Regions from separate parts of the Homo sapiens genome. Here region 1 is linked to region 2. A link is an interaction called in ENCODE POLR2A ChIA-PET data of the cell type or tissue named here. Cell type or tissue: PC-9. All regions are shown on one strand. Each heading gives the region's core, and the rest is flanking DNA. Links, peaks and the distances in the headings are about the cores only.

Evidence for each region. Peaks named below come from ENCODE experiments on the same cell type or tissue, not always from the same donor. Only the 100,000 strongest peaks of a DNase experiment are listed, where the experiment ranks them.
Region 1: POLR2A ChIA-PET joins it to region 2 with 5 read pairs; 2 of 35 experiments call an interaction of 5 or more read pairs at or near these places.

Annotation. Positions count from the first base shown.
Region 1 is chr21:16,647,428-16,650,354 of GRCh38, forward strand. No RefSeq gene overlaps it. Among named protein-coding and RNA genes, the nearest start is that of MIR125B2, 59 kb to the left of the region's middle. In PC-9, for the core only: no CTCF peak of the experiment used is centred there; no DNase peak of the experiment used is centred there.
Region 2 is chr21:16,387,417-16,390,343 of GRCh38, forward strand. The region is part of intron 4 of MIR99AHG (mir-99a-let-7c cluster host gene); the gene reads left to right. Among named protein-coding and RNA genes, the nearest start is that of SNORD74B, 100 kb to the left of the region's middle. In PC-9, for the core only: no CTCF peak of the experiment used is centred there; a DNase peak (open chromatin) is centred at 1,675.

The DNA.
Region 1 (2,927 bases), core at 236-2,735, 260 kb after region 2:
AAATTTGAACAAATTGTTCATTTTATCTGCAGATATTCGCTCTGCCACCCCTTCTTCCTGGGCCTTAAATTATACAGCCATTACATTGCTCAGTGTTATCTCACAGCTCACAGAAATGCATTTCATTTTTTTTCACTCTTTTTCTCTCTGGGTTTCATTTTAGGTGGTTTTTATTGATAGTCTTCAAAAATTTACTAATATTTTCTTTTGCAGTAAAGTTTACTAAGAGTTTTTGTCTGCAGTGTCTAATCCTGTGTGGTGAATTTTTCGTGCGAGATATTCTAGTTTTTATTTCTAGATAATCTAGGTTATTCTGTTTAAATTTCTTCTATCTATTAACATCATGTTTTCTTTACTTAATTGAATAACACTCTAACAGCTATTTTAATATCCTTGCCTTCTAATTCCATCACCTCTACCATTTATTGTTCTGTTTCTATCGCCTAGTTTGTCTCCTCATTATGTGTCTCATTTTCCTATTTCTTAACATGTTTAATAATTTTTGACTGGATGCTGGATGTGTGAATTTTACTGCAGTGATGGTCAGTCATAGTCATTTTTGTCCTCTGTTGAAACCTAGTAGTGTGTCGCCTTTGTTCTAGAAGGCAGTTAAGTCACCTGCATTTCATCTTGCTTTTTTTGAGGTTTGTTTTTACTTTTTTTTGGTTATGGCTGCAGCAGCCCATATTCTAGGTATAATCAAACTCCACTACTAAAGATGGATTTTTTTTTTTAACATCACTATTGAATTTTGAGAGTGATCAATGAGGATGCTTCACTCTGGCTGGAATAAACCCAAGGATCCCCAGCCCTGTGTGAGCTCTGGGAACTGCTCACCTCACAACTCTGAGCCAATTTCTGCTTATTCTCATGGGGTTTTATCCTATGCAGATATATCTCACAGCTAAGTCTCAAAGGGGCCTCATTAAGATTTCTGATGTTCTTTTTCTGTATGACTTCTTCCTCTTTGAAACTCAGATTTTTATTCCAAATATGGTTGTATTCTGGGATTCCAGGTAGACATATCTTTTGGGGCCACAATTCAACCTACTATGATACCTAATGAAAAGTGTCATTTAGTATGGACCTCTTAAATTTCACGTTACAAACTACAGAGAACTGTGACTGTGAAATTCAACTTTTCAGAAGTGACTATAATATCCTGAAATAAAGTATATCTCTGTCTTCAAATGCTTTTACTAGATTCCTTGCACACAGATTTATGTGGTGTACTATAATCATCACAAAAGAATGACACAGTACTCTCTTTCAGTATGTTTACTGTTTTTCCAGGAAGATAAATCAGGAATATACAAAAAAATCAAACCCAGTTTAAGAGAGCAAATTAATAGACATCCAAAGGCAGTAATTGAGGGGTTATAAAATAGGTGAGTGCATAAGTTTAGAGAAGAAAGCTATCTGAGGTCTGGATTCAATTGAAAAGGTTTCATAAGTAATAGGGAGCTAGAGAAGGAGGTTGGAGAATAAAGAATGGAATGGACCACATTCCAGGAAGTTGAAAGAGGAGATAAACCACAGTGAACTAAGGGTTGAGGTAGGCAAGTGACTGGTGATCAAGAGGAAGAGGTGGAAAATTGAGTAATTCGAGAGCAAACCATGAATTAAATGTAGAATAAGAGCTTGACTTTTATTCTACACTAAGTAAAAATCCACTGATTTTTGAAACATGGGTTATGAGTGAGCTTATCTTTTCTAGCTTATTTTTTCTACTGTCTCTCTTCTTCCTTCTATTTTGTTCCAGGATAGTCTTTCCAAAACTCTACTCTGCACATCAAAAATTCCTTCCAATTTTTTTTTTTATTTCTTCAGCTCGTCCCTCAAACTCATTATTTTCTCCCATTTTTTCCCTCTAAACTGTTTTTCTGAAAATTATCCTAGAGCTTCTTCTGTCATTTTGATGTGCATATTTACAAACAAGTGGGCCTTACACAAAAGTACAATCACCTGCCAGACACTTTTTTGCACTTAAACCTACAGCCTATTTAGATGTCAATTATAGTTGAATATTCCTTTGATTAATAGCTAAGGTTTCTATATTTTATACAGATTTAATCCTACTGTAATGACATGCAAAGCAGATTTAAGTTTATATTTAGCAGGGATCTGTTGAAAATGTGAATGAAATTCTGTCTGAGCTGGAACCACGTTGTGCAGAGCCCGTGGTTCTTTGCTGGTGAGGCCCTTAACCCCTCTGGCTACAGAGTTATTTTTCTTTGGCACCCAAAGGTGGAGCAGGGACAGATGATGAAGGGGGCAGCAGTTCAAACATGCTGTTCTATCATGTAAATATTCTCTAAGCACTAGCGCTGGACTATTACTCTCAGCAGTTTATTAGTTCATAGGAAAAATACAAGTAAATGTGGAAATAAACATTGCAGGCAAAGTTGCTTTTAATAGTGTATCTAGTCTTAATATTCCCAATTTAGTCATTTCTGGAAATCAACACAAGTGAAGATTACAAGCTCCGTTGCTATATCTTTACAATGATTATTTCTAACACAGTGAAAACAGATTGACGGCATCATCTACAGAGTAAGCTGTGGTTAGTTGTACGTTTCCATTTCCCTTTCTGTGTCTTTTCCACTATAAATCACCTGACTGCAAATAGCCAAGTATCATAGACACGCTTTGTTTTCCAAGCCTTGTACATGTTGAGTAGAACACTTTTAAAATGTCCCACATTGTAGAGTATAGCATAGCATAAGCTTCAGGAGAAATACGACAGCATCAGTTGGTTGCAGTAGGAAAACCATCCCAGAGCCACGATTAATAGAGAAAAGACACAGACAAAATTAAAAATTTTGTGGACTTGCTAGACAAACTTTTTCTGAAATGTCTTCTCACCTTTCAAACAACACAAAGAAAAGTATGAGTGGCCTCTGATTCTGGATAAAGAAGAAGAATAT
Region 2 (2,927 bases), core at 251-2,750:
CACATGTAAACAAAGAATTTATTTCTTGAGGATCCTGGCATTATTGGTACATTTTCTTGTTGTCACTTGGTTTTGGCCATTTTTCAACTGGTCAAAATTAAAAAAAAAAAAAATTTCAAAGCAATATGACACCTACAATTACATTGTTAATTTTGGCTCTCCTTATTCTTTCCAGATAATTGTTCTTCATCCATTTTATTCCTAAGTTAGAATTCTTTAAAATAAACTTTTAAATAATTTCAGACTTATGAAAAAGTTTCAAAAGTAGTACAGAAATTTCCTTACAGTTTTTAAGCAGCTTCCTTAAAGGTTAACATCTTACATAATCAGGGAACAGATATTGAAAACAAAAGATTAACATTGAAACCATCCTATTAACTCATCTGTAGACCTACTTAAGTTTCCTTAGTTGTCTCCCTGAGGACTTATTTCCTCAGTCTAGGATCCAATCCCTGATCCAACATTGCAGGTAGCTGTCAGGCACTTTGCCTCCAATCTGATATTTCTTCAATCTTTCTTTGTGCGTCGAGAATTTGATATTTATCAAGAGCGTTATCCAGTTATTTTGTAGAACATCAATTTCAGGTTGTCTGCTATGTAAGTAGCCATTATATCCTTTGAAAAATAGTCTTAGGCATATTTCTGAAGATTACTTGTGTGGAAAGCATTTGTTTCCCAAATGCTTTGTTGACTTGCATCATTACTTTCCATGTGAAAAAATGCATGTTTTAGCGTCTAAAAAAAAAAAAAGGCAGAAATATCTTATTTTCCCCTTTCCTGATGATTTGTCCTATAATAGTCTTTGGAAAGATTTATAATGAGATTGAGTTTCAGAGCTTTGTAAGCCTCTGTTCACGAGTATACATCCTTTATCAAAAAATATTTTTAAAATGTGAAGTTATTTATATTAGCATTCTCCAGAGAAACAAAATCAATAAGGTATATATGTAGATAGATATATGAGAGGTAATTTGTTAGGGGAATTGGCTCATGTGATTATGGAGGCTGAGAAGTCCCATCACAGGCCACCTGCAAGCTGGAGATCCTGGGATGCCTGTAGCGTGACTCAGTGCAAGTCTTCAATCCTCAGAATCAGCGAAGTCGAGGGTGGAACTCTCAGTCTGAGGCTGAAGTCCTGAAAACCTGAGGAGCCTCTGATGCAAATACCAGGGTCCAAATGCTGGAGAGCCTGGAATTTTTGGTGTCGGAGTGTTATAGGAAAGGGGTCCTGATCCAGACCCCAAAAGAGGGTTCTTGGATCTTGTGCAAGAAAAAATTCAGGGTGAGTCCACAGTGCAAAGCTTTCAAGTTTATTAATAGTAAAGTGGTGAAAGTACAGCTACTCCATAGATAGAGTAGGGTGTTCCTGAAAGTAAGAGGAGAAATGCATCCACACTAGATACAATACTTGTTTATGTATAGTATAAAAAAAAATCATGGGGACCTGTGCTCTGCTACTAGGGTTTGTGATAAAGGATTAATTTTCTTAATTAGTATATTTTGCAAGAATCAGTATTATGATCTTTAAAGCAAAATTAGGAATGCTTCTTTTCTCAAGATAACAGGATATCAGGACACTCCTAAGTCTGGGTCTGTTTAGTAAACATTATCAATCTGTTCCCTTGCCCGTAAACATCTAGAGGCTAGGAATACCTAACTTCCTGGGAATGCAGCCCAACAAGTCCCAGCCTCATTTCCCTAGCCCTCACTCATGATGGAGTCACTCTGGTTTGAAAGCCTCTGACACCAGGTCAGGAGAAGAGGGGTGTCCTATCTCCAGGAGAGAGAGGGAATGAGAATTTACCTTTCCTCTGCCTTTTCCACCTATATTGAGGGTGGATCTTCTCCACCCACTCCACCGACTCACACAGTAATCTTCTCTGGAAACATCCTACTAGACACACCCAGAACTAATGCTTTACTAGCTCTCCAGGTAGTCTTTAATCCAATAAAGTTGACACCTAAAATTAATCATCACAGTCTTTTTTTTTTTTTAAACCACACAAGTTATCCATTTTCTTTCTTAGTGACTACTAGGTAGGAGTATTAGACAACTTGAAATGTTGAAATTTAATTGTTTCAAGTTATCCATTAATTATCCTGGTTAGAAAATCAGGCTTGATTGGTGTACCTCTTTAATGAATAGCGCAGAGAAATCACATTAAAATGTGATACTGTTAAACCAATGTGTTAATTCTTTGACACACTTGCTTTCCTTCTTTCATTTTCCAGTGTGCCTCTCTCTCAAAGTTTCCAGACTCTGCTTTTTCACTAACTTCCTTATTCATTTTGACCAATTCCTGCCTTGACTAATTTACCCTAATCAATTTGCAATCTGATTTCTTTCCCTACCACTTCATGAGACTGCTTTGCTCCCTCAAGAAGTGCAAATGACTTTCTAAGCTAAATCTGCTACTTGCGTGCATCATTGACAATGCTGGCCACTTTCTTTTTCAGTGAAATTCTTACCCTCTTGTAACATCTGACAAACATTATCTCTTGGTTCCCTTGCTGCTTCTCCAAACATATCTTCTATTCTCATTTTTGCTGCTTGTCTTTTCAAATATAGGCATTCCACAGGTTTATTCTCCAACCATGCCGTGTTTAGAGAATGCTCAAATGCTCCCAAAACTTCAGTTATCACCTTCGTGCAACTGACTCAATCTTTACCTTGAATTTGCATATTCATCCTGAACTTTTTGTTCTGAATTTCCCATAGGTACTACAGATTCAACTAGGCACTAAACTGAGATTATTAGTTCCCCTTATAAACATCAATTTATTTCTCCTACTCTCACTCCCTGATTTGGGCTGAAGTTAAATTCAGTGTTTAGGTTCTCCCATCCCACTTGTCCTCTGCCTCCTAAACCATATTATTCTTTTAATCTGGACTATTCTCTCCCTCTGTCACTTTATGTTTGAACATG